Linked DNA regions of Homo sapiens: region 1 is linked to region 2. Evidence: chromatin loops called from intact Hi-C (ENCODE). Cell type or tissue: dorsolateral prefrontal cortex. All regions are shown on one strand. Links, peaks and the distances in the headings refer to the core of each region. The heading gives the core; the rest is flanking DNA.

Region 1 (2,907 bases), core at 234-2,733, 86 kb after region 2:
GCAGTGGACAGATGTCATCAAGCTGGAAACCCAGGCCCCAAAGAGGGGTTGTCTCCTACTCCACACTGCCTGGTAAATGACAAATAACTGAACATCTCCAACTTCTTTCCTGATGTGATATCTGCAGTTTCGCAAGTTGTTAGTGATCCATGTATACAATACAACCTGCATTCATGGCGCCAGAATATCCATGTGGAAGAGGCTGAGAAGTGACAATCTGATGTTGGAGTGGACGCTGAGGACGCCTGTCTTGAATTGCCCAGCAAGCATGTTTTGAAGTTAGTCCACCAGCCTCTGTTTGGGGAGGCTCTCACAGGGAGTGACTGGTGAAGATGACCAGAATTGTCTTGAAGCTCCATGTGCATAACAAACCTACTGTGCTTGCTTTAACCCATGTCCCGTTTTGCACCGAGAATACTGCACTGGCAGTGAGCTGCACTTTTTTTTTTTCTAAATGGGAAATGGATTAAATGTGTGTCCCAGATCAATAAAGATGATGATGTTTTCTAAGGATACTTCTTATTCGCATTGTATATGAAATTGAGAAACACGTCTGTTCTTAATGTCAGAGAATCTAATAATGACAATCATATAAATATTGTTATATGGGAGAGGAGGCTTCAGGTATGCCAACAGAGATTTTGAGGGAGGCGAAGGTCCTCCAAAGAGCCAGGCCTGCCTCCTGGGAGGAGGCCCTGGTTCATCAACCACTTAAAGAGGCAGTGACATCTAGAGCCATATAAAGGGTCCCCACAAGGGAACTGTAGGGAACAAAGGGGTGGTTTGTATTGAATTATAACTAAGAAGAGCATGTAAGGCACAGCAGTTAGAAAGAAGTACAGACTCTTGCCTGTAATCCCAGCACTTTGCGTAGCCGAGGCTGGTGGATCGCTTGAGTCTAGGAGTTTGAGACCAGCCTGGGTGACATAGTGAAACCCCGTCTCTACTAAAAATATAAAAATTAGCCGGGTGTGGTGACAGGAGCTGATAGTCCCAGCTACTTGGGAGGCTGAGGCAGGAGGATGGCTTAAGCCTGGGAGGTGGAGGTTGCAGTGAGCCAAGATCGTGCCACTGCACTCCAGCCTGTGTTACAGAGCAAGACCCTATCTCTCTCTCTCTCTCACACACACACACACACACACACACATACACACACACACACACACACACACATAAAGGAGTACAGACTCTGCATTCTGGCTTTGCAGCAGCTGTGTAACCTTAGGCAAGTCACCTAACCCCGCTGAGTTTCCGTTTCTTCACCTGTCAAATAGGGATGCAAATAACAGCTGCCTCTCTGGTTGTTGTGGGCATTACATGGGACAAGCCTGACAAGCTCCTAGCATGGCCCCTAGCACATGGTAAGAGCTAAGCACTCAATAAAACACCTTCTTCATCAGGCTTAGCACCATCATAAGGGATTAGTTACATCCCAGGGGCTCTCCCTGTTATCTCTCCCTGCTTTCCATTCAGTTGTGCATGTTGGAGTTCAGATAGGAAGAGGATCCTTTGTGAAGCTCAAGCTTCAGACCTCTCCCAAGCCTCGTACCGAATCCTGTATTTGTAAATCTGTATTCATTTTCTTCAAGAGTCCCCCTCAAGTAGTAAATGCTCCCCGCCCCTTAACCCTTGGATCTGCTCCTGGGTTCATGTTCTTGCTAGAGAACAGAGCAGAGAGAAGCTGTCGGGACCCCTACTGAGAGAATAGAGACCTTGTGTTTTATCTCTTCTTGCCAGAGAGCTCTGCCTATGGCCTCGCAGACAGCAATCAGTCAAGGCTCAGCCACCCACACTTCCACCAAAGATGTTTCACAAAGCCTTACTCAACCTCTCACATCAATCCCAGAAGCTAGCGGTGTAATCGCTCCACTTACAGGGAAGCAAAACCCAAAGAGGAAAGGAGATTGGTCCAAGATCTTAAGATCCACAGGTCAGAAAGTGGCCTGGGGTGGGCTGAGTTTTGCAAAGGTGACCTCATCCTTCTTCCATCATTTATTGTGTTTTTCTCTTCCACGTCGAGAAAGTCTAATAGCTTAGATAATTCCACACTAATGAACTTGCTGTGTGTTAGCCCTGGGTCTCCTTGGAACCACTGGTGTCACCTTCTTACTCCATGTGCCCAAGGAGGGCTCCTTCTTCCAGGAGAAGCTCCCTGGTCTCAGCTGATCGGTGCTGGGTAATGCACCACTAAATTATACCTCCTCTTTACTTTTATTTTTGTGAACATTTAATACCTCACTGAGAGATGGTGAAGCAACTTCCTGGAGGTAGAAGCCTTATCTTACAAGCCCAGTGCCCTCTCATGATGCCCTGGCTGGGCTGGGCAGGGCACAGGTGAAGAACCCAAAAGGGACCTGTGGTACCATCTCCTTCCAGCCCCCACTAGTGTTGATTTCAGTTATGACTCCTGAACTCCACCTGCGGCCTTTGATCTTACAGGGGTTACTTCCTTGGGGAGACTGAAAACAGCTAGGGTTCTGGATTCTGACAAGCCGGGGACTGAATACCGACATAGTCACTTGCTGTGTGACTCTGAGCAAGTCACTTTCTCTCCCCGAGCCTTGGTTTTCTCCTCTGGAAAATGGGTCAAATAATCTTTCCCCTCTGAGACGCGTTGAAATGATTAAATAAAGTGATACACAAAAGGCAAATCCTCACCCGTAGTAAGCACTCATGAATCTTACCGTCCTCATCACGTAAGGACCTGGTGCAGAAAAAGACCAGTCACTGCTTATTGGGCATTTATTCTGTACAAGGTTTAGTTATAAGAGATTTACATATATTGCCTCATTGATATTCACCGCTGCCCTATGGGTGGGCACTATCATTTCTCCCATTTTTACACATGAGTAAACTGAAGTTCAGAGAGGTTAAGTGACTTGCACCATGTCACACAGCTTGGCACCC
Region 2 (2,907 bases), core at 131-2,630:
ACAAGGAGAGGCCCAGAACCTTCTCCAGGCAGCTGCTATCAGGGAGAGCTTAATTCTTTTGTTTTTGCCGCTTTGCATTTATTTTTAGGTTTACTGGCCATGGCATATATTAATAATACCGGTTTTCCATTGATGGATGCACTGGAAACATTTCTTCTGGAATATTCTTATTCAAGTTTTTTTTTGTTTTTTTTTTTTAATGTCAAGCTGATTTAGTAAAGGTGTTAAATAAATATTACCACGGACGGGTGGGGGACATACTGCGTGTGCTGTCCTGCCTCTCTTCTAAGGGCACAGAGGTGGAAGCCCTGGCACCTTCGGAGGATTAGAGGGAGTCGGGCCGACATGTTGGGGAAACTGGGGGAGGATTGGGTCTCCCTTTGCCAGGGCTCAAAATTCCTGCTGGTCCCATGTTAGCTACTTCATTAACACCTAACTCATTACTCTCAGGAGCGAACCTGCAGGTGGGCCATCCCTGCCCGGGACTGGCTGACCGGGGGTGCCCCTTGTACCCCTCCACATCTCTTGCAAGTCTCTACCTCTTGGGGACTCTCCATTTCTCTGGCTGTCTTTATTCTCCAAATCTATGCTGTTTGCATTGCTGCCCTCTCAGTCTTTTTCTCTAAGTAGCCTCCCTGCTTCCACACTTGTCCCTCCCACCCTAACGATTCACTCCAGCCAGCAGCCAAAATGATCTTCTACAGACAGAAGTGAAATCACATCATTGCCCTGCTTACCGAGGGTCCCCACTGTGGTTTGAATAAGATACCAAGTCTGTCCTGTCCCCGCTGTTCCCTGACCTCGTGTCTCCAACCTCATCCTTCTCCAACTCCACTGCAGCCACCCCAGCCTCCTGGCCCTGAATTTCTGGAGCACTCGCTGCTATTCCTCTCTTCCAGGCCTTTGTACCTGCTGTGCCCTCCATTGGGACTGCTCTTCCCCTTTTTCTCTGTGAGGCTGGCGGCTTCCCATGATCATCAGCTCCCATGTCACCTTCCTGGAGAGGGCTTCCCTGCCACCCCTCTCCCCCGTCCTCTTACACTTCCTCATGTTTTATTTCCTTCTGAGCACCTAGCAATATTGAAATTTTACATAATTTAGGAAAATCTGCTGAACTTGTTCACGTCTGTCTCCACCAATAGAAAGCAGCCTCCTAGGAGGCGGATCGGTGTCTCTCCCACTCTGCAGTGCCCCCAGTGGCTGGAACATAGAATGCACTCAGTAAATAGTGCTGTAATGAACGAACAAATCAATGAGTCTCTGTCTCGTCTCTTCTCTGTTTGCTCTGTGTCTCCCTTTCTGCCTCGCTCTCACTCTCGCTCTCTCTCCCCATGTGTCCTGCAGGGGTCTTGTGCCTGGAGGGCCTGCATCGCGATTGGTTAAGCAGGTCGCCCGTCTTGGCTTTGACAGCTTTGGAAGGGTTATTTGCAAAGCCAGTGGAGAGGGAAAAGGCCGCAGGAGTCAGGAGCGGGAAGGGAGGAGCTGGTTCAGCAGGGACCTTCCGGGGGAGGGAACATATTGCCAATGGCTGGGCCCTGCTGAAAGCTGGTGGGGTCCTCCCACTGCTACAGTCCTCCGCTTCTGTCTCCTTCCCAGCTGGCTGAGCACTGAGGCCCACCCCTGAGTCCTAGGGTGTGTCTGCTGCTTCTCTCCCCCGAAGATTCTGGGCACGAAGTGGGGTCCAGAGGGAAGGGGAAGTTCCTTGCCTCTGGAGCAAATTTTGGAAAGTAGTCACTAAGGCAGTGTTTCCTGAGATTGTCTAAGTGCAGGAATCATCCCAGAGTCTCTGCTAAATGTATGTTCCTGGTCCCACTCAGAAAGATCTATTCAGAGACTGGGGAGTGGGGTCAGCGTGCAGGAGTCCTGCATAGAGGCCTTGCCCGCCCCCTTGCGGCCCACCCACATCCCGGGGCCTCTGCTGGGAAATGCCCAGACTCACCATGTCTTTGACCAGCAAGTGTCCAGAGGCGAAGGCGATGGAGTTGGGGGGCGTTGAGACCGGGAGCATGAAGGCAAAGGAGCAGCCGACTGTGCCCGGAATCATCAGATACAGGGGGTGCACTCTCAGGCGGATGGCCTGGGCCAGGAAAAGGTGGGAGAGACCCGGAGAGAGACCAACGCAGAGCGACCACAGCAAGAGGGAGAGAGAGAGAGAGAGGCAGTTGGAAAGAGGGACACAAAGACGTAGAGACAGAGAGACAAAGACATCCATAGAGATTGGCAGAGTGGCAGAGAACAACAGGGACAAGTGAGAAGAGAGAGTTAGAGAGACAGAGAGAGAAAGGCAGTCAGAAAGACACATGCACAGGCAGAAACAGAGACAAGCAGGTAAGAAGAGAACCAGATCGAGAGAGAGGTGGAGAGAACATTCCCAGGGTTAGTGACATTCAAGGGCCACACTGTGGTTTGATCAGGGATGGGCTGGGGTGGTGTACCTAGAACACTCCTTCTCCAATGTGAGAGTGCAGAAAAGCACTTGGAGGGCTGGTTAAAGCCCACATGGCTGGCCCCACCTCACCCAGAATTGCTGATTCAGCAAGTCTGGGGTGGGATCCAAGAATCTGCATTCCTGACGTGTTCCCCCGGTGCTGCTGGTCTAAGGACTGTACACTGAGAACCAGGGCTTTAAAATACTTCCTCTGCCTGCTCCTTCCCTCAGCCAAACAATCTCAACCCAGAGTTGGCCTCTGGATACCTCTTGTTGGGGGCATCCCTGGATTTCAGTGAGAAAGAGAGCTCATGAGAGCATCTGTTGGCAGCTCTTCCAAATTTCTAAGACTGTGTGTATCAAACCCCCCTATGAGCTGGCCTCAGCTAGTGGGCCACCAGTTTGTCACCTCTCCTGCCTACAATTCATACTGATCACTTTTATGGCGTTTTACTTAAATAGGATATTTTTGGGCCTTC

The links. A loop is a pair of places that touch in the nucleus more often than their neighbours do. Peaks named below come from ENCODE experiments on the same cell type or tissue, not always from the same donor. Only the 100,000 strongest peaks of a DNase experiment are listed, where the experiment ranks them.
Region 1: a loop joins it to region 2, with 5 times the contacts of the local background. A loop is called at or near these places in 9 of 110 quality-filtered maps.

What each region holds. Positions count from the first base shown.
Region 1 is chr20:46,647,795-46,650,701 of GRCh38, forward strand. All of the region lies in intron 1 of SLC13A3 (solute carrier family 13 member 3), which reads right to left. Among named protein-coding and RNA genes, the nearest start is that of SLC13A3, 2.2 kb to the right of the region's middle. In dorsolateral prefrontal cortex, for the core only: no CTCF peak of the experiment used is centred there; no DNase peak of the experiment used is centred there; H3K4me3 peaks cover 1,411 bases; H3K27ac peaks cover 2,500 bases.
Region 2 is chr20:46,561,475-46,564,381 of GRCh38, forward strand. SLC13A3 (solute carrier family 13 member 3) reads right to left here. Exons shown (of 13, transcript NM_022829.6): 12 at 1,940-2,077. Among named protein-coding and RNA genes, the nearest start is that of OCSTAMP, 12 kb to the left of the region's middle. In dorsolateral prefrontal cortex, for the core only: CTCF peaks have their summits at 1,198 and 1,404; DNase peaks (open chromatin) are centred at 1,207 and 2,028; H3K4me3 peaks cover 2,373 bases; H3K27ac peaks cover 2,500 bases.